Regions from separate parts of the Homo sapiens genome. Here all the other regions are linked to region 7. Evidence: chromatin contacts called from ENCODE Hi-C or POLR2A ChIA-PET data. All regions are on one chromosome and are shown on one strand. The core of a region is the stretch at or near the end of the contact, and the rest is flanking DNA. Distances in the headings are between cores, read along the strand shown.

What was found. A loop is a pair of places that touch in the nucleus more often than their neighbours do. ChIA-PET counts read pairs that join two places held with the same protein, here RNA polymerase II (POLR2A). Pooled maps may share reads with other maps.
Region 1: a loop to region 7 is called in a pooled map, with 7 times the contacts of the local background. The contact joins the promoter of LINC00996 here to the promoter of KRABD3 in region 7. A Hi-C loop is called at or near these places in 2 of 37 single-sample maps with no recorded cell type and 2 of 50 pooled maps.
Region 2: a loop to region 7 is called in a map with no recorded cell type, with 10 times the contacts of the local background. The contact joins the promoter of ACTR3C here to the promoter of KRABD3 in region 7. A Hi-C loop is called at or near these places in 1 of 37 single-sample maps with no recorded cell type and 6 of 50 pooled maps. POLR2A ChIA-PET finds 5 or more read pairs at or near these places in 1 of 52 experiments (IMR-90).
Region 3: a map of CD4-positive, alpha-beta T cell shows a loop between it and region 7 (5-fold over the local background). The contact joins the promoter of ZNF775-AS1 here to the promoter of KRABD3 in region 7. A Hi-C loop is called at or near these places in 5 of 168 maps with a recorded cell type or tissue (CD4-positive, alpha-beta T cell, K562, ascending aorta and 2 more) and 16 of 50 pooled maps. POLR2A ChIA-PET finds 5 or more read pairs at or near these places in 1 of 52 experiments (OCI-LY7).
Region 4: a loop to region 7 is called in a map of gastrocnemius medialis, with 6 times the contacts of the local background. The contact joins the promoter of EZH2 here to the promoter of KRABD3 in region 7. A Hi-C loop is called at or near these places in 1 of 168 maps with a recorded cell type or tissue (gastrocnemius medialis), 1 of 37 single-sample maps with no recorded cell type and 7 of 50 pooled maps. POLR2A ChIA-PET finds 5 or more read pairs at or near these places in 1 of 52 experiments (PC-9).
Region 5: a map of B cell shows a loop between it and region 7 (5-fold over the local background). The contact joins the promoter of ZNF398 here to the promoter of KRABD3 in region 7. A Hi-C loop is called at or near these places in 3 of 168 maps with a recorded cell type or tissue (B cell, CD4-positive, alpha-beta T cell and ovary), 2 of 37 single-sample maps with no recorded cell type and 10 of 50 pooled maps. POLR2A ChIA-PET finds 5 or more read pairs at or near these places in 1 of 52 experiments (WTC11).
Region 6: a loop to region 7 is called in a pooled map, with 4 times the contacts of the local background. The contact joins the enhancer-like site here to the promoter of KRABD3 in region 7. A Hi-C loop is called at or near these places in 1 of 168 maps with a recorded cell type or tissue (ovary), 1 of 37 single-sample maps with no recorded cell type and 15 of 50 pooled maps. POLR2A ChIA-PET finds 5 or more read pairs at or near these places in 1 of 52 experiments (OCI-LY7).

Annotation. Positions count from the first base shown.
Region 1 is chr7:150,432,266-150,434,965 of GRCh38, forward strand. It overlaps LINC00996 (long intergenic non-protein coding RNA 996), which reads left to right and starts at 1,389. Exons shown (of 4, transcript NR_034033.1): 1 at 1,389-1,564. RefSeq lists an enhancer at 1,530-1,629.
Region 2 is chr7:150,322,190-150,324,889 of GRCh38, forward strand. ACTR3C (actin related protein 3C) reads right to left here and starts at 1,356. Exons shown (of 8, transcript NM_001164458.2): 1 at 1,280-1,356. LRRC61 (leucine rich repeat containing 61) reads left to right here and starts at 1,166. Exons shown (of 3, transcript NM_001142928.2): 1 at 1,166-1,371. RefSeq lists enhancers at 386-495, 546-605, 1,926-1,995 and a silencer at 1,216-1,535.
Region 3 is chr7:150,382,597-150,385,334 of GRCh38, forward strand. ZNF775-AS1 (ZNF775 antisense RNA 1) reads right to left here and starts at 1,395. Exons shown (of 2, transcript NR_183445.1): 1 at 1,205-1,395. The region is part of intron 1 of ZNF775 (zinc finger protein 775); the gene reads left to right. RefSeq lists enhancers at 1-204, 1,161-2,116.
Region 4 is chr7:148,882,905-148,885,604 of GRCh38, forward strand. EZH2 (enhancer of zeste 2 polycomb repressive complex 2 subunit) reads right to left here and starts at 1,387. Exons shown (of 20, transcript NM_004456.5): 1 at 1,260-1,387. LOC124901767 (a long non-coding RNA gene) reads left to right here and starts at 2,285. Exons shown (of 2, transcript XR_007060579.1): 1 at 2,285-2,579. RefSeq lists silencers at 551-1,140, 1,301-1,670, 1,791-2,020 and an enhancer at 641-1,332.
Region 5 is chr7:149,146,037-149,148,739 of GRCh38, forward strand. ZNF398 (zinc finger protein 398) reads left to right here and starts at 1,417. Exons shown (of 6, transcript NM_170686.3): 1 at 1,417-1,730. The coding sequence starts at 1,707. It overlaps LOC107986856 (a long non-coding RNA gene), which reads right to left and starts at 1,325. Exons shown (of 2, transcript XR_007060581.1): 1 at 947-1,325; 2 at 1-316. RefSeq lists enhancers at 1-194, 195-768, 862-911, 1,343-1,916 and silencers at 1,222-1,861, 1,526-1,697, 1,992-2,141, 2,282-2,331.
Region 6 is chr7:150,408,506-150,411,219 of GRCh38, forward strand. It overlaps LOC728743 (zinc finger domain-containing protein LOC728743), which reads left to right. Exons shown (of 3, transcript NM_001395976.1): 3 at 1,655-2,714. Among named protein-coding and RNA genes, the nearest start is that of LINC00996, 24 kb to the right of the region's middle. Within about 2 kb of position 1,251, at least 2 of the 41 ENCODE cell types and tissues checked have a DNase peak (open chromatin) inside an H3K27ac peak, as active enhancers do.
Region 7 is chr7:149,713,694-149,716,393 of GRCh38, forward strand. KRABD3 (KRAB domain containing 3) reads left to right here and starts at 1,258. Exons shown (of 17, transcript NM_001290187.2): 1 at 1,258-1,373. The coding sequence starts at 1,362. RefSeq lists silencers at 1-79, 906-1,345 and enhancers at 411-910, 1,548-2,180.

The sequences.
Region 1 (2,700 bases), core at 139-2,638, 720 kb after region 7:
ATCCGCTTGGCTGTGGCCAAACTACAGGGTGTCATGGAGAAACACAGTCTGGTGGGAGGGGGCAGATGATGAAAGCAGAAGACAGGAAAGACAAAGACTTCTTGGTGTTATCTTCCATGGTGAGTGTGCAGTTTCCATATTCTCCAGCTATGAACTTGAACTCAATGGGAGAAATCTCCCAGTAAGATGTTATGTGGGTGGTGGCCGAGTAGGGGTGGGTTGGTCGCTGTGAACTGTCTGAGACTCTCCTGTCTTAACATTGGAGAAATGGAGACTTGAAGAGGTGAAGCAAATTTCCCTAGATGACTTGGGAACGTTGGGTTGTGGGGAGTTGGGTTTGAACTTGGACATTCAGTTTTGAATCCACGTGCTTACAGAGGGGTAGAGAAGGCTCTAGGGCATGAGAGTCAATTACTCAGCAGAGAAGGGAAAGGGAGAAGATTTCACACATTCCTGCCCTTCTGAGTTGATTTCAATCCTATCTGAGTAATAGACATCATTATGGTTAATATTTGTCTCTGATTGGTCGTCTTTGTTTTGACTCCCCCTGAATTAAGGATTCAAGGGCAAGTAGTTTATTTGAGAGTGGATCCCGAGAAACCCTGGTGGGGGAGTGGGAAAGTGAGAAAGAGAGGAGGCCACTGGAGGATGACTGGTAAGTTCATTTCCACTTTGGGCCACTGAGCTTGATCCTGCTGGGGAACCCTGGCAGGTACGTCTCAGATGCCAACCATGGAGCAAGAACACAGGGGTGTTCTTTCCATCTGGCCTTGGTGGCAGCATCTCCCAGGGGCACTGTGTCCCTGGTGCTCTGGTCTGTGGAGAGTCATAGGTGCTCTTGTTAAGCATCTGTGTGCACGGAGAGGAGAGTGCTTGGGAGGGATAGGGGGTGGCATCAAGGGCATCTGCAAACCTCAGGCAGCTGGAGGATGGCCAGGTGGCTGCCTCTCTGTAGCTCGTGTCCTGAAGTGTCTTTCTGTGCCCACTTATTTGTGCTCGACCTTGGGCTGCAAGTTTGTTGATAGTTACAGGGGGTGGCTCCAGCCACCGTGTTGGGTGTCTCACCCTGTCCAACCCCTGATCTTTATTGTGGACCAGGCTATAGACAGATCTTTGTCAGCTGCCCCTGTGAGTCTTCTGTGCAGACACCTTCCTGTGGAAGAGTTGGTCTCTGGTCACTGTTTCAAGTCTCTGCTGCGGCCACAGCTTTCTTATCTCTCACTTTGGGGATCTCAGGAAATGAGACACCAGGAGGTGTCTGCTGTACAAAATCCTATTTGCTCAAGGAACCTGCATATCTCAGCTCATGTTTCTTAATCATTTTTCTGATTCTAAAAAGTCGATGACAAAACTTCGATAGAAACACAGTTCTAGCATTTGGGATTGGAGGAAGAAGTGTATTCAGCATTCTACCTTCTTCCTGATTCTGTGAGCTTAGACCTGCTTCCACTTTCAATCTCTCTCATTGCAGGCTGAAGAGGACTGGCCTTTCAGTGGCCCTCGTGGAACGGTAGGAAGCTGAGCTGGACTCTCTGCCACATCGTTCGGTTCCCACAACAGCCTGGTAGGTCGGGGTAGTCACTTCCATTTGGGAGATGAGGAAGTCGAAGGAGAGAGCTAGAGTGAGCCAGAACTTAGGGCTGATCACAAATTGGATGAGTAATTGAGATAACTAGGATGGCCCCTAGCTAAGGCTGCAGGCAATGCCCCAAGGAGACTGTCACCTTTTTGTTACAATTTTCCAGGGTGTGATAGGACTTAGGAGGATGGTGTGTCTGTCCCTAGGACTGTAGGTTGTTCTAGAGAAAAACAAAATTTTAAGGACTTTTTCTTTGTGCATATGCCTCAGGTAGGCATCATGTGGGCCTAGGCAATAGGACCTAGGAAGGAGACTCCCCTGTTCCCAGGCCTGCCGCTCCTACTCAGGAGGCTGAAGGGTCCCCACCCCAACTAACCACAGAGTCAGACACATTCTTCCTAACACACCTTCCTCCCGACCTCCCAGCTTCCCTCTTTGTCACTGAAGTCATAGACTTTTTTTTTTGAAGAATTATCAACCTAAATAACAAACAGAAGCGATTCTCCAAAGATGATGAATTTATTTGGAAATGAGCAGCATGATTGTGATGCGGAGTGCCCGTGCCACAGCAGCCATGGGCGCATCCAGGAGGCTGAGGCAAGGGGAAGCTTTTAAGGGCACAAGGAAGACTGGGTGTGGTGACTCACGCCTATAATCCCAGCACTTTGGGAGGCTGAGTCGGGTGGATCACTTGAGGTCCGGAGTTCAAGACCAGCATGATAAACATGGTGAAACCCCATTTCTACTGAAAATACAAAATTAGCTGGGCATGATGGCACATGCCTGTAATCCCAGCTACCTGGGAGGCTGAGGCAGGAGAATCGCTTGAACTTGGGAGGCAGAGGTTGCAATGAGTCAAGATCGTACCATTGCACTCTAGCCTCGGCAATAAGAGCGAAACTTGGTCTCAAAAAAATAAAGGCAAAAGGAGGAGTGCACAGGAGTTGTTGAGTTGTTTTTGAACAAAGAGAACATTGGTTACTTGGGCACAGGAGTTGAGGTCAGATTCTTAGTGGAGATGGCATGTGAGGTGAGAGTGCTCCAACATGTGGCCGGCCGTCCAGTGACTCCTGTGGCAGGCTGCAGTTGGGAAGGCCCTTGGAAATAGTCCTTATTACAGG
Region 2 (2,700 bases), core at 106-2,605, 610 kb after region 7:
AGGCAGCAGGCATTTGCCCCAGTGTCAGAGGTGTTTAAGCCAGAATTACTCCATCTTGAATAAGGGCTGGGTAAAATGAGGCTGCATTCATAGGAGGTTAGGCATTCTAAGTCACAGGATGAGACAGAAGGTTGGCACAAGATACAGGTCATACAGACCTTGCTGATAAAACAGGTTGCAGTAAAGAAGCTGGCTAAACGCCACCAAAACCAATATGGCAATGGGAGGGACCTCTGGTGGTCCTCACTGCTCATTATGCACTAATTATAATGCATTAGCATGCTAAAAGACACTCCCACCAGCAAGCACCATGACAGTTTACAGACGCCATGACACCATCATGAAATACTCTATATGGTCTAAAAAGGGGAGGAAGCCTCAGTTCCGGGAACTGCCCACCCCTTTCTCTGAAACTCATGAATAATTCAACCCTTGTTTAGCATATAATCAAGAAATAACCAAAAAATGGGTAACCAGTAGCCCTGGAGCTGCTCTGCCTATGGAGTAGCCATCCTTTTACTTCTTTGCTTTCTTAATAAACTTGTTTTCACTTTACTCTATGGGCTTGCCCTGAATTCTTTCTTGCATGAGATCCAAGAACCCTCTCTTAGGGCCTGGATCGGGACCCCTTTCTGATAACACCAGGAGACACCCTGGGTGGATTTCCTGAACCGACCGATAGATGAGCCTTCCACGCGGGAGACCTGGATCCTTATCGTCTTTGTGGCCCCTTCCATCTGCACGTGCGGACGAGGTCCGGGTCGCACTCGGGCGGTCAGCCTGGCACGCACAGCGCCGGCGTGCAGGGGGCCTTGGGTGCCACCGAGTCCGGGAGGAAATCTAGGCCGCCATCCGTCCGGAGACTGGCACCTGTGACCACCACCCAACATGTATTGAACAAGGGCTTGGAGGTCCTTTCTCTAAGGCCGCACCGATAAACGATTACCGACTGTTGACCTCACGGCCCCTTCGCTTCCGGCCGCACCGCCTCGCTGCCCACGCCTGCGCACTCAGGCACCGCAGGTAGGAGGAACGTACCAACTGCGAGGCGGGGGGTGCGCGCGAAGACCCCCGCAGGCTGCGCTTCCGGAAGTAACCCCTGGCGCATCCCGGAATCCAGAGCGCCCACTACGGCCTTTGGCCAGGCCCCCTGGGCGCGTTCCGGGAGCTCAGGCCTGCGGCGCTGGGAGAAGCACGCTGGCCAACAAGTTGGGTGGTGGGCACGCGGCCCAGGGGTCAGGGGCCGCCAGGCGGCGGGCGGCGGGGCTGCGGCTCTTACCTGCCGAGGAGGCGCCGGCTCTGCGGTGCGGAGTTGCGCCGGACTTCCCAGCTTGGCCAGTGGCTCCGCAGGCTGCCGGCTCCACCCCTCAGGTAAGCGGGGACTGGGCCGCCGAGGTTCAGGGAAGGGGGCGGCTGTCGGGGCCCGTGCCGGCCCCGGGGGGCCACCTGCTGGGCCAGCGGTGCCCTCGCGCCGAAACACACTGGGAGAGGCCAGAATCTTCCGGAACAGCCAGCCCTTACCCATCTCTCCCTCTGTGCCGAGAACTGCCCTGAAATACTGTGGTATTAATTAACTCGTTTAACACTAACAATCTCATGAGGCGGGTGCTGTTACTATTCCCGTAATGTAGACGAGGAAACCGAGGCGTGTGCTGGAGCAGGATCACGGCCGTGCTCAGAGACGGGCTCTGGATGCCATGCTCTGACTCCATTGTTAGCCCTAAGCTTCCAGAAAGTAGCAGAGTGCTGCCGTGTCGTTTGTAACAGATCTCACTTTGTGTCATTTTTTTTGCACAGTATGAAACCTAATGATGCATGATTATTATTTAAAACATCTTGCTTAGACTTTATAAGTAGTCAAATTTGCGTGTGGGACAAAACCCCAAAACATGCAATGGCTTGCTCTCCTCTTTTCCTTTCACACGTTCATCTCCTCCTATCCCTTTCTCTCACCACCTTTCAATCTTCTCACAGATGTTGTGGAGGAAGATGAGACTTGAGGGCCCAGCAGGTGCTTAAAATCCCCTGCCTGGTGGGGGTGGAGTAGACACTCTGTCCCCCTGCAGTGCTGGAGTTGAGAGCAGAGGGGCTGGAGAGGGACTGGGCGGAGTGAGAAAGGCCTGGCATAATCATGGAATGCCCAGGGTGGGGTTCTACTTCTCTTGCAGGCACAAGAGAAGTAGAAGAGTGGCCGCTTTCCTTCTGGGCACGCACTTGGGAAAAGGCTTGGTGAGAGCAGCGAGAAGAATAGGTCTAATTTCTTGAGCCAGTGTGCGGAGGTGCTTCCCAGCCCAGGCTAAGCCAGATCACTCAGCCAGCCGCTGGCTGCCTTTACAGATGTACGGCTCCCCGTGAGCAATCAACATGCCTGGCTCTCAGGCATAAGCTGCCTCACTTCCCTTCTGCACAGCACTCCAGGACTTGCCTGCTACCAGACCCATCCTACTTTCTCTGTCAGGAAAAATGAGAGTTCTTCCTGGTCTCTTGAGGCCAATCCCTTCCACCGCCTGTGCCCTGGATCCCTTTCTCCAGGAAGCTTCTCTTCCCTGTGTAGTTAGCCTCCCCGCTCTTCCCAGGTCACCTTCTCTCTGTTTAGGGACAGAGCCAAGCCTTTTCCCTCCCATCCCCACCTCCAGCATTCCCGGTTCCTGCTTCTCCCCCACTTCCTGCTGTACCGCCCACTGAAGGGACCTTTGACCC
Region 3 (2,738 bases), core at 145-2,644, 670 kb after region 7:
GGCTGAAGGGGAGAGGGCCCGCTGCATCCCCTTGGGCCAGAGCCCACAGGCCAGGCCCTGAGGATCTTAGGCTGCACCAGGCTTGCCGGACACAGGCTCATTGTCTCTAGGGCTTTCTGTCTTGCTGTAACGTCTCTCCAGCCAGCTGCAGCTCCTGCTGACTTATCCCACCCCAGCGCAGGTCATCCAACGGTGACTTATGGCCCCGGCCTCCTGGCTCGATGAGGGTATGTTGCTTCTGTTTCTACCTCTCTGAGTTCTTTTCCTCGGAGCAAGTGACCCTGATGGGATGGCCATGGGTGTACAAGGATACTTGTGTCATGGGTGGCTTTGCAGTTCTGTGTTCCTAAGTGTGCTGTGCAGTGATTCGTGCTGCCCTGGTTCACAGTGGCACGTTTGTGTGTCTGTGGATCTGTAGGTGTGTCTGTGAGTTTTAAAAAATATCTCACATTCTCTGTATTTGCATAGACAGTTTTGCAGGTGTTCTCACGTAGTTTTGTGTCTTTGAACTTTTGTTTACTTAGCTGTATTTAGATATGATTGTATCTGGGTGTGTTTGTGTGTGGTTTAGCATTTACATCAGTTTCTTATGTCCCTATGATCATATATTTAAATTAAAAACATCTGCTATTAACTGAAATCAGAGGCAGAGAATACCATTGCCTGGTCCTGAGGGATTTCTTAATAGTGACAGAAGACTGGAGCCTGAGGAGCCACCTCTTGGGTCCTCCATTGTTTCATTCACTCATCCGTTCATTCATTCAATACACATTACACACCTTCTGCATATGAGGGACGCGCAGGTGTGGGAGCAAGCCCCCGCTCCCTGGGGCTAACCTGAGTGAGGGGTCTCACAGGGAGAGAGGACTGGGTGAGGACATAGCAGTCAGGTATGGGCTGCAGGAGGGCAGGGAGGCGCTGGGGACCCGGTGGAGTTGAGAAGGATGAGGCTATAGAAAGGGGCAGCATGGCAGGGAGGCATTGGCTGGGCATGGGCTGGGACTGGAGAGGCCAGTTTCTGTGGGGGTCTCCTATGGAAGACCAGCTGAGCTGTGCCCAGCAAGTGAGGACCTGCTGGGACCTCAGGGCTGAGAAGGGCCTGATACTGGGCCTTTGGCTGGGGTTTGGGGAGCTGCCCCCACCCCCAAAAGCCTTAGCGCCTAGTGGCGGATCCTGCTCCCGCTCCACTAGCAGCAGATGATACCTGTGGCATGGTCTGCTTCTGACTGCCCGACCTGGGGCGCTGAGGCTGTGAGAGCTGTGCTGGGCTGGTGGGAGGTTCCAGGGGCGGCGATGGGGAGGACCTTGCCTCTTTCTGGCCTGTGGCCTTTCTCCTCCCCCAGCTGCTGTCTGGCCGCCCCACCCCCAAGTCTCTGCCACAACCAAAGCTCCTTTGTTGCCTCCCCCTGCCCCGGGCCTCTCCACCTGCTGCTAGCTCAATCCCCTCTTTGTGTGGTTGGTCTTCAGTTGTCATGGCAGCTGGGCCCAGGCTGAGGCCTGCCCACTGTGAGGCTCTTAACTGAACTGCAGCCTGACCCGGTGCGCGGAGGGCCGGGCCAGGGCCAGGCGTGGGAAGGGGGCCCCTGTGTGTCCTGCTCCCCTCAGAGCCCGAGGGGCAGCAGAGAGGAAAGGTGGTCCGGTAGGGGCCCGGGGGCCCTTGTGCGATAGACAAAGCGGCCTTCCAAGACTTGGTGTGGGCACTGGTGGGAGATGGCGCATCTGGCCCTTGATGCCTGTCTTCCAGCCGGGGCGCTTTGCTGGGCAGCCTGCTCACCTGGCTCCTGGGTGTCTCCAGGTGGCTGAGGACATGTCAGGATGGTAGGTTAGGAGGGGCCCGCCATGCACAGAGCAGAGTGAAAGGCAGAATAGGAGAGAAGCTTAGGGTGGGGACGTGTGTGTCTGGCCAGCCTGGAACATGACACATGGAGGGCTTTCCTGGATTTTGTCTGTAGGACACCTGCTGTGCCATTTCCCAGACATAGCCCACCTGAGCACACAGGTAGAGGCGGGTCCCCAAAGACTTGGCCTCCCCTCATTCCTGTCCTCTGTGTTTCCCCCTTTGAATTTCTCACTTCTTCCTCTTGGGTCCTCTTCCTTCTGTCTCCATTTCTGTTCTTACGTAAGCCACAGGCTGCTTCCCCTCGAGCCCTGGTATGGCCCGAGACAGAGGCACCGAGGCTTGAGGGAGGAGCTGCTCTGGGAGGTCCCGGACAGTGGAAGGCCTGCTACTACCTGGAGTGGCTGTTAGGTCCTAATACCTCTTGGGAGGCAGGGTGGGTGAAGTAGGACTGTCTTTGATTTGCCTTGGGGGTCTCGCTCTGTGGAGACCCAGGCCCATCCTTCTGTCCTCCTGAATTTGTGGCCTGGGCTCTGCCCTCCTCGGTCTGAGTTCCCCTTACCAAGGTGGCTTCTCTGTCCACTAGCCCCTCTGCGCCTCTTCAGGTGGATGTTAAGTCCAGTTGGTGAGAGGTTTCCCAAGATGTGGCATGCAGAAGCTCACAGAGTGGCCCCAAGGGAGGAGGGTGGCGAGGGAGGGAGGAGCCCCCAGCACCCATCAGAGCCCCACCAGGGGCTCCTCCCGCCCCCTTCCCCACTGCTCGCCTTTTCTCTGCACCACAAGCAGGTTCTGTAAGAAACCATGGTAGGCATGCGTACAGGCCCCTGTTGGGGAAATAGAATTGAAAACAAAATCTCTTGCCAACCCAGAAAAGCTCTTTGCAAAAGTAGAAGAGAAAAAC
Region 4 (2,700 bases), core at 137-2,636, 830 kb before region 7:
TCCATGCAGTCTTTTCTGAATCACCAAAGCTATTGTTCACAGAAAACGAGACCAATTAATAAGAAACTGCTAACCGTATAATCTAAACACACATTTGTCATAGCCATTCTATTTTGATCACCTACTTCTACCACCTCATCCTCATTCAACCCGTCGGGATTTGGGGAATAATCTGGCTGAATGACAGTTGATTTCGTTAGCACCTGTCGCCATTCTCAGATGTATCACACAAGTTGGCCAAAACAGCTTGTAATGTTTAAGGATTACGATTCTTTAGAAAGTGGCAACTCACTAGGCGTTCACCAAGTTTTCCAAAAGATCGTGCTTCTCGATTCCTCCCGCTTTCAAAAAGTAACCCTGTGGCACAGATTTTTGGGGGGAACGGAAGGGGATGTACACAATGAAGTGGGAATTCAACAGGACGCCCTCCAGAAACACAATCAATAGAGAGCAGAGCAGCTCGACTCTTCCCTCAAACTTAGCATAAAGCCAGACCAGGCGGCGAGGGCAGCCCGCGACCGCCGGAGCTCAGGGGGATTTCGGGGTGCGTCGTGGGGAAACGTCAGAGGCGAAGCTACTCCGAGTTCCCCGCCGCGAACGTCGTCCCGCGAGCGCCGCGGCCCCAGCCCGGGGTCGGCGCGCCCGGGACCGGGGGCGTGCGCGAGGCGAGGGCCGAGCCCTGCCCACCCCGGCAGCGGCCCGCGCCTCCCCACGCCCCTCTCCCGCCCGCCGGCGGGCCCGGGTGTCATGCCCCTTCCCCTCGCGCCGAGCCCTCCGGAGACACAGTCCGTCCTTTGTCTGAGTGCGGACTCGGCGGCTGGGTCCCACCAACTTGTGTCTGTCCCGTCCCACCCGGGCGCTCCCGCCGCGGCCGCGCCACACAAAGGAGACTTGAGGCTCGAGCTGCCACCCTGGACCGGGCACCGGAACGCCCCGACCCCGGCCCCGGCGCCCCGGCCAGGACAAGCACCGGGAAAGGAGCCCCCCACACGCCCCCCGCCCCGCAGCTCCAGGGGTGTGCGCTGCCTCACTCGCAGGGTCCCGCGGGCCAGCCCGAAGCTCACAGCTCCTTCCGGGGAGGGGGGCTCTCCCCTCACCCTCCACCCCCCGCACGCCTACAAACGCGGCGCCCCGGTGAGCCCCGCTCGGCGATACCCGGGACCGGCACAGCAGTGGCGGGGAGGTCCTGGCGCCGCCGCCGCCGCCCGGTTCGCACTCCCGGAGCCCCGCCGGCCGGGCCGCCCGCAGCGGCGCGTTACCTTCGTCCCGCGCGCCGACTCGCGTTGTTCCCGCGCGTCGCCCCCGCGCGCCGCCGCCGCCGCCGCCGGGGCTCCACTGCCTTCTGAGTCCCACCGGGTGTCGGACGCGACCGGACCGAGCGCCAAACGCGGCAGCCCAATCGCCATCGCTTTTATTTGGCCCCCCCAGCCCAATCAAGCGCCGCCCCGATTGGCGGGACGCGAGGCGGGCGCCCGTCCAATCACAGGGCCCGCCGGGCTCGGAGGCGCCGAGCCAGCCCCACGCAGAGTGCGCTCAGGGCTCGTGGGCGGGCGGGCACTGGCAGCGCGTGCGCGCGCGGGCGGCGGCGGGGTTCGCTGTAAGGGACGCCACTGGCCGTGTGGAAGCGCCGCCGCCGTCTCTTTGTTCTTTCGCTGAACACACGGCGCCTCTCAGGAAGGCGGTGTGCAGGCACGCGGGGACCGGGAGACATCGCGGGGGCCCGGAGCCCGCCGCGGACGGGAGGCGGGGAGGATAGGTGGCGGGAACCGGCCGAAGGGCGGGACGAAGCGCCGGCGGCTCTTGGCGGGAACCGGCGCCGCAGAGTTCCCGGGCGGGGGAGGGGCGGGGCGGGTGCTGGAAGCCAAGTTTGAACCAGTTCAAAACTCGGGGGTGGTAACGGTTTTAACCGCCGCGCTCGTTTCCCCGCGCGCGGAGCCGAGGCCCGGGCTGGCCGCTCCTAGTGGTGCCCGGGGAGGGGAGGGCGCGGGCCCCGGAGGTCGGCTCAGCTGTGGCGCCGCGTTTGCCGGGAGACGCTCGCCCGGCCCGCGCGCTGCCGCCGGACCCGTTACTACTTTTTTTTTTTTCTCCTGAGACGGAGTTTCGCTCTGGTTGTCCAGGCTGGAGTGCAATGGCGCGATCTCGACTCACCGCAACCTCCGCCTTCCGGGTTCAAGCGATTCTCATGCCTCAGCCTCCCGAGTAGCTGGATTACAGGCATGCGCCACCACGCCCGGCTAATTTTCTATTTTTAGTAGAGACGGGTCTTGGTCAGGCTGGTCTCGAACTCCCGACTTCTGGTGATCCGCCCGCCTCGGCCTCCCAAAGTGCTGGGATTACAGGCGTGAGCCACCGCCGCCGACCCGGGCCCTGTTTGATTATGTCTGCTGCTGCCTTGGCCGTTTTTTCCCCCACCGCTGGACTTTGGCTGGCCGAGCTTGCAGTGCTTATCGCCCTAGAAACCTGTGAAAGGGCGACATTGCTGCCATTTCAGACCCTTCCACTGTTCGTAGTTCTAAGCACGTGTCAGTGTTAAAAATCCTTTATCAAGATGAGCACTGTTCACTTGCCGCCTCTGCAAAGTGTGAGGATATTTGCAAGGCGCGGTGGCTCACGCCTGTAATCCCAGCACTTTGGGAGGCCGAGGCGGGCGGATCATAAGGTCAGGAGATCGAGACCATCCTGGCTAATAACGGTGAAACC
Region 5 (2,703 bases), core at 167-2,666, 570 kb before region 7:
CTGGGTTCCAGCGATTCTCTTGCCTCAGCCTCCGGAGCAGCTGGAATATCAGGTGCACGACACCACGCCCGGCTAATTTTTGTATTTTTTAGTAGAGACGGGGTTTCACCATGTTGGCCAGGCTGGTCTGGAACTCAGGTGATCTGCCCGCCTCGGCCTCCCAAAGTGCTGGAATTACAGGCGTGAGCCACTGCGCTCGGCCTGTTCTCGCAGGTCCTTTTGCTCAGACGCAGCAAACCGTAACCCCAAGCTCGATCTCTGCTGCTCTCAGGAATTCCACTTCCTCCAGCTTGGGCAACATAGCGAGACCCTGTCTCTACAGAAAAATAAATAAGTAAATAAATAAATACAAATAAATAAAACATTAGCCGGGCTTGGTAGCTGCGCCTGTAGTCCAAGATGCTCGGGCAGGCTGAGGGGAAGGATCGTTTGAGCCCAGCAGTTTAAGGCTGCAGTGAGCCTTGTTTGTGCCACTTGCACTCCAGCCTGGACGACAGAGGGAGACTGTCTCTAAATAAATCAATAAATAAGGCCGGGCGCAATGGCTCACGCTTGTAATCCTAGCACTTTGGGAGGCCAAGGCGGGTGGATCATTTGAGGTCAGGAGTTTCAGACCAGCCTGGCCAACATGGTGAAACCCCGTCTCCACTTAAAAAAAAAAAAATTAGCTGGGCATGGTGGTACATGCCTGTAATCCCAGCTACTTGGGAGGCAAAGGCAGGAGAATCGGTTGAACCCGGAAGGCGGTTGCAGTGAGCCGAGATCCCGCCACTGCACTCCAGCCTGGGCGACGGAGTGAGACTCCGTCTCTAAATAAATAAATAAACAAAAATTAAGAATCCTATTTCCAGACCAGGCCCCGGAGAGTCAATAATCCGAGATGTGAAGGAGACCTTAAAATATTATTGATCCCAACACAGGCCGCGTGGGACCTGAACCGCCTCACCTTGGCAACCACATTTGTAATTTCCGCAAATGATCTATATCTTCTTCATTCCAAAATTGTGCCTCTCCGTCACTCATTCCACCCATAGGCTCCCTTCAGCCGTGTCCCCCTTACTCTCACCCTGCACATTTCCGCTGTTCTAAATACGGCTGCCCTTCAGCAGAAGCTGTTGCCTGCAGACGGCGCCTGCGTATCGAGCCTCCGTGAAGAAAATCACTCCCCAGAATGAGCCCGGCTTTGCGGCTGGGTCCTAAACTGCGGTGAGCTGAACCTTCTCGTGGGAATGTGAGAAAGCGGAACACACGTGGGCCCCAAATAACAACCCTCCCCACACCGAAGCCCAAGAGCTGGGGGGGAGGGGCGGAGGCGACGCGGGGGGCGCTGGCCGCAGGGGCCGGCAGGGGGCGCGCTGGCCGCGGTGGCTGGGCAGCGCGAGCCTGCGGCGCGTCTAGGCCCGCGCGGTTCCCGGTGCACTCGCTGCCCACAAAGCGCCAGCTGAGGGGCCGCTGCGGGTGGAGTGCGGCGGAGTCGGCCTCGCGACCCCAGCTTGATCCGCCGCCTGCTGCACCGCGCCTCCGCCGCGTTCCTGCGCGTCCCGAGCCCCGACGGCCGCGTGAGTCCCGTCCGTGCGGGGAAGGCAGGGCCGGGTCGGCGCCGCCTGTGGAGAGGACCCGGCGGCCGGGCCTGCTTGGAGCCGGGCGCGGTGGCAGCGGCGGCAGCGGCGGCGACTTCCGAGGCCCGGGCTAGACAGCGCAGGGCCATGGCTGAGGCGGCCCCGGCCCCGGTAAGGGCGGCCGCGCGCGAGTGTTGTGAGCCCCCGAGACCCAGACCCCGAGGGAGGAAGGCGGGCGGGCAGGGAGCTGCCAGGCATAGGCGCCGTTCTCGGGTCCCGCCGGCCACGTCGCCTGTCGCCCGTGCTTGGCGGCTGCAGCCTCGCGTGAGGGGACTTAGCGGGTGGGTGTGAAACCGCCCACCCGGGGACACCAGGCTGGGCCGCAGGTCTGAGGGGCACTCGCAGGCAGCTATGAGACCCGGGGCCCTGCAGTTGGGTTGAAGTCGAGGGGGTGCCTGCTGCGTGTCAGCCCCACGCCTGCCCGCCAGACGCGCAGCGGGGTTGGGCTGGGGAGCCGTCAGCCATTCTCGCGGCCGCGGGAGCGTTCGTCACCAGCAATCTGAGCGGTGGCGCGGGCGGCATTTAAGTGTGCGGAGGCGCATTCCCGCCGCGCTGCGTGACGCCTGGGCTCCCGGCACCGGACTCGGGACACGCGGGAGGCCCTCCCGAAATAGCTGCCGAATGAATGGTGCGGACCCGGAGGCTGGAGTGGCCTCGCGTGCGTGGCGGTTCATTCGCGGGTGTTTGCCAAGGCCTGCGGGGGCCGGCAGCGGCCAGTTGCCAGGGCGACCGAGGCGACCGGGCCGCGCCTGCACGCAGCCCCGTAGAATGAGAAGGGGACGGTCAGGCCGCGGGGAAAGCACTGATCGCATTTGCCACCCAAGAGGTCTTTGGTCACCTCTAGGAGAGCAATTGTACTGGGTCAGGAGCCACCCTGGCACATGAGGGGTGACTGGGAAAAGGAGGAAGAGCAGCGATGGGTAGGGGGTAGAGCAGAGGGAAGTGCCACCTCCACTCTTGGACCTGTTTTTCTTTTTTCCAACCTTTTTTTTTGTGTATAGGTGGGATGGTAGCGATGATCCTGTGTTGTGCCAGTCCTGGCTAATAGAAATATAAGGGAAGCCGCATACAAAACTCTAAATCA
Region 6 (2,714 bases), core at 1-2,500, 690 kb after region 7:
GGCCAGAGCCCCTCTCAGGGCTGGGAGTGGTGGGGGTGGAGTGCGTGGTGTTGATTCTTGATGGCAGGTGGGGCGGTCTGGGTACCGGGCTGTAGGTTTCTCTGTGATGAGCTGCTTACCGGATCTTCATCCCCAGAATGTCAGAGTTGAAAGAGACTTGGAGAGGCCACTTTCCACAAACCCCACGCCCAACCTCAGCCCCTAGGCCTCCTGGCTCCTGTACACACTCTCTGCTGTCCTTGAGATGTCATTTCACTTCATGTTTCAGTTTACTCATCTGTAAGTTGGGGATATAGATGAGGGACTCTTCCTCGCTGGGATATATTGCAGCTACTGGATGAGAGAGGGTGAGGTCACTGGTGCACAGAGCCTTAGTTGATTCTGCCACACCATGTGCCACTGACTGTGCCGGGCTGGGCTCTCCCAGAGACACACATGAGGACCGCAGGCCCTGACACGGGGTGCTCACACTCGGTGTGTGACGCGGGGCCAACCTACAAAGTGCTCTGGGGTGAGACCGAGGAGGGTGACTGGTTTCTCTTCGTCACCCAGGGGAGTTTGATGGCTTTGAACCAGGTCATGGGGACAAATAAAATTGTTCTAGGAAGAGCAAGTGTGTAGAAGGGTGTTTTCAAGGGAGGGGGGGTCCTGATAGTTCAGTGACTGTCTCCAGGTGTCCCAAGGGGAGGTTTGCCCTACAAAGGACTTCGTGGTCAGGGGGTGGGGACACTGAGATTTTTAATGAGATGAGTGCTATGATCTCAGACTTATGCTTTAGGAGGAGAATCAGAGGCACTGTGAGGACAGACTGATGTGGGAAGAGCTGGAGCCTCGAGGGGCTTGGGTCATCTGGGCAAGAGAACATAAGGCCCCCAGCTAAGAGGCCTGGCCAAGGTCTGGCAGTGAGAAAGGGGGCAGCCAGGACTCTGCTCCAGGACCTCTGGTTCCAAGCTGGCGCTCTGAGGCACGGGCCTCTTCAGCCTTTTGGCAGATGAGGAAACAGGTTTGCCAAGCTTGCCTACACCACAGTTGGTACTTAGGGGTACAACAGGTGGAAGCCAGGGCTTTGTTTTGGATTCTGAATCCCAGAACCTTTTAGCTTCACTGCTTAAAAAGTGGACGATGGAGCAGGGAGGATTTGGGGCCATGTGATAGGAGCTGGGGCAGGGGTGTTAGGGGTGGTACGGGTGTTTGAAGGGGACATGGCATCCCTGGGAGTGGTTTGGGAGGAAGGGAGCTGGGGCTTCGAGGGGACCTGCACATTCAGTCCTGTGCTGGGTGCTGGAGACTCGTCCCTCCCCACTGCCCCCTCTGCCCATCCTCAGTGCTATGTGGCTATGGCTCCTCGGAGACTGTCCTCTGCCTACCACTCCCAGGTGCTGTAGACTAGCATTGGTGGCAAAGATGAAATTAAACAGGGGCTTCGGACACCTGGAGTCAGTCACCAAAATGCCCTGAACCCAAGGTGTCTCATCTGTAAATGGGATTCGTAATCCTTGCAGTGCTTGGTAGGGGACAAAGAGGATTCATTCAAACCCTAGGACAGATTCAGGGTAGGCCAGCTGATCGCTCCCTCCTAGCCCCAGAGGGGTGGCTGGGCAGGGCCATGTCACGGCTCCACACCTGATCCTGATCTCTTTGTTTCTGTCGACAGTTGCAGAGTGGGCAGGATCTTAAGACCCGATAGGTGCAGAACCCATCTGGACACGGAGACCAGGAATGGAGTTCCATGGAGGCCTGGCTGGCACTGCACCCGGGCATGAGGACACATCCAGTAAGAAGACCTGCCTCAAGAGGTGCACTGCGGTGACCAGTGGAGGTGACTGGTTGGAGCCTGGAATTGGAAGCAGATTCCAAGCTCTGGTGGACAAACTCTCCAGGCCTGGTGGGAATCACAGCTGGGGCAGACCTCATCCTGGCTGCCTGGCCACAGGCCCCCACTCTCTGCCACTGGTGGTAGGACGATGCCTGTGTGGAGAGCTGGCTTCTCTGCTCCCGCCTGGTCCACCACTTGGCTAGAGTTCAGAGACAGGAAGTGATTGGTCTAAGCTAACACAGCAAGTTGGTGGCAGACCTGGTTCTAGAGGCAAAACCTTCTTCCAGATGTGAATGAAACCTGCAGGCTTCATTTTCCTTTCTGAGCAGTGCTTCTTAGCTCTTTGGAGACACGAAGCCCTTGGAAAATCTGATGAAGGTTACGGACCTTCCCTAGGAAAACAGATAACTGACGTAGACTCAAAAACCCCAAGCAATTTCAGGAGCCACTGGACTCCCTGAATGAAACCCATCCCTGGACTCCAGGCTAAGAACCTCAGCCCTGGGGACTTCACCTGCTGCCCTTTCCTTACCTGTCACACATTGAGCCCCGAGTCAAGGCCACTGTACAAGTAGTGCCCCTCCCTCCCCCTGGCCAAGCCTCCTTCCCTTGTTCAGGAATAAAGAATTCCGAGGAGCCCTTTTTAGTCATTCCCTTCTCCCAGACCTAACGAATGGTGCGTCAGGTTTCTGGAGCCTCATTTCCCTTCCCCAGACATTGGCAGAGGTCCCTTGGGCTAGATTTTCTCTTCTGGTTTTGTTTCTTGTTCTGCCTGACTGGCCGCTGGCTTCCACAAAGGAGCCCTTTGCTCCTGGCCTGGGCTCTGATTTCACTGTGTGGTCTCAGGGGAAGCTGGACTGCTGTGGACGCTGGTGGGAGCTTGAGTCTGGTCTGAGTC
Region 7 (2,700 bases), core at 8-2,507:
AGTTGGACTTTTAAGTTTTCCCTTTCCGCGAGGTGGGGCCTTGTGATATCTTCAAATCCTTGTTCAGCAGGCTGCGCACACGCCGGTCCTGTGTCTAAGGTGTCTCGGGTATGACCGAGGGGGCTTTGCCCGAGTGGGCGTGCGCCTTTCCTCGGAGGCCGGGACGAGGGGTTGTCGGCATCGTACCCGAGTCCGTGATCATGGCCGGCGCGGCTGCAAGGGCCAGCCCCGGGCGACTGGGCGAGGAATTCCCTTTCCTTCCCTCCGATATTGCCCAGGCAGAGCGCTGTCTGGGCCGCAAGGTCTGGACGGGGCTTCCAAACTCAGAGCAGAGTCTCCTCTGCGTGGGACCACAGCCTCCCCTTCCCCTCCAAGCTTCTGTCTGGCACAGCAGGCTTAGCCCCGCAGGCCCCCTTCCAGCAGCCTTCTATAAAAATGACGGGGTCCTTCTCCAGACAGGAAAACCAGGCTCGCTGCGCCTCGCCCGCACCCCCGGAGCGCTCTCGCAGCGCCCGCCCAGACCAGGCCTTCGAACTCGTGAAGCGCAGGGGGAGGCAGAGGAGAGTGGGCCGCGCTTCCTTCCCGCATCACACGTTTATTTGAGGCCTACTATGTGCCAGGAACAACTGGGGTTACCACCCCAGCAAACAGGCACGCAAAATGTGACACGAAGGTAGGTCATGGCTGCGGCGAGCGGGGGCGCGGGCGAAAGACGTGAGGATGTACGGGGGCCTGGCAGCTGCTCTGTCCCACCCACGCCCGGCCGGACCCTCGACCCCTTTCACTCCAGGTCGGGTTTCCCCGACCGCGGCCTCTGGGAAAGATGGGTCCCTCTTCATCCCCACCATCAGCCCCTGGCACATGGGACGCGCTGAGTGGTGGCTGCGGGAATGAATGAGTGATAAGCGGCGCGTACCCGCGGGCTTGCACGCCCACAGCCGCCCCGGCTGGTCTCGGCGCGCAACCTCTACCCGCAGCTGGGGGCGGGGACGAGGGGAGGGGGCGGGGACGAGGCCCGAGCCAGGTCCGCCCCGCCCTGTCTCCGCCCCCCGCTTCCGAGCCGGCGCCGCGGCGCCTTCTGGGAAGTGTAGTCCGCGTCTGCGCCGGCCGGCCGGGCCGCCGAAGCCGGGGGCTCCGGGCGGAAACGGCACCACCCACCAAGGGATGCGAGGCGCTCGGGGCGGGCTCAACGAGGCCGGGGGCGGGCCCGGGCGCGCCCACCCCCGCCCCTCCCCCTCGGCCCAGGCCCCCGGCCCCGCCTTCTCCTGCGCGGACCTGGGCCGCCGCCGACGAGGGTCGCGTGCGCCCGCGCCAGGGCCCGCGCCGGAAACCGAGGAGTGGCGGGGAGGCTGAGCCCGGGGATGGCGCGCCAGGTAAGGCAGGCGGACGCGCGGACCCCTCGGCGCAGTGCGGCCCCGAAGGCGGTAGGGCGAGAAAGAGCTGGGACCCCCCCGCAACTTCGGGATCGGCTGGGTGAGGCTGGGCAGGCCTGATGCTCAGGGGTTCGTGCCGGGAAGTTCAGGTCCTCGGACAACCTCTCTCCAGCTCTCCGCCGCCGGTACCCACGGCCCAGTCTCCACCTGGGGAAACCCCCTTGGCGTGGCTTGTTTCGTTACAAGTTATCCTGGTAGAGTGGGCATGAAGGCCTCGGAGGCAGTGAGTAAATCTCATACTTCTGTTCTTGGTGGAATCCTGGATCCCGGGGGCTGGGGACGTGGAAATGGGGAGAAACAAAGATAGAACAAACCCCAAGTTTTGTCTTGGGAAGCCTGCAGGTAAGGCGTTTAGATCTGAGAACTGGAGGGAGAGCCCCAGGCCGTGACAGCCTGGGCACCGTTTGGGCTAGGTTGTGTGTGGGCTGTGACGATGCTGGGAAACTCTGGTGCTGATATCAGTGAGGTATCAGGTATCTGGTGCTGATACCAGCAACTGCTCCACGTTCTTCTGGATGGGCACCTGGAGCCAGTTCTGCAACCGTGGTGGCTCCTGAGCTTTGGCCAGTCCGAGGCAGCCATGGATGGGGGGCAGCGTGTGACTAGGCAGAGCAAACACTGTGCCAGGCCCTTGGCGTCATTAGTGCCCCCAAGCATTTGGGGAGAAGGGAGAGGCTAGGCAAATTGGATGTTGTTGGGCAGGGACAGTCAAGTGTCCTTTTCAGGTCTGGCTGCACAGTTAAGTAGCCTAGGGACACCCTGGTTCAGACATGCCCATGGCCCCATCCTAAGGCCTCCTCATACCACAGTTTCCTGTTCTGTAAAGTGAGGAGTTTGGGCCATTGACCTTTCAGATCTGATGAGGGGAATATCCTCACACTACGTAGCTTCATGGAGAAGGTGGCCAGGAGTGACCTTGGGGAGTGGTAGGTCACTGTAAGGTGGAGAGGAGCAGGGAGGGTTCCCAGAAGCCCAGGGCAATGTGAGCACAGCCTCCAGGTTGAGAGGTCCTGTGGCAGGGTCTGATCAGGGAGCCCGAGCCTGAGGCCCACTGGGAGAGCAGGTCTAGGTTGGGAAGGACTGTGAGAGAGGGGCAGGTCCAGCAGGCACTGAAGCTGCAGTTTTTGTGCTGGGCTAGTGACACGGTGGAAGGGTGATGTTAGGAGGACCAGTGTGCAGCTATGAGCTAGGAGGCTGCCCAGTTACAAGAGTCCTGGGTCAGCCCAGAAAGCTTTTCTCCATTGGTTGGGGGAAGGAGGTGAAGTGG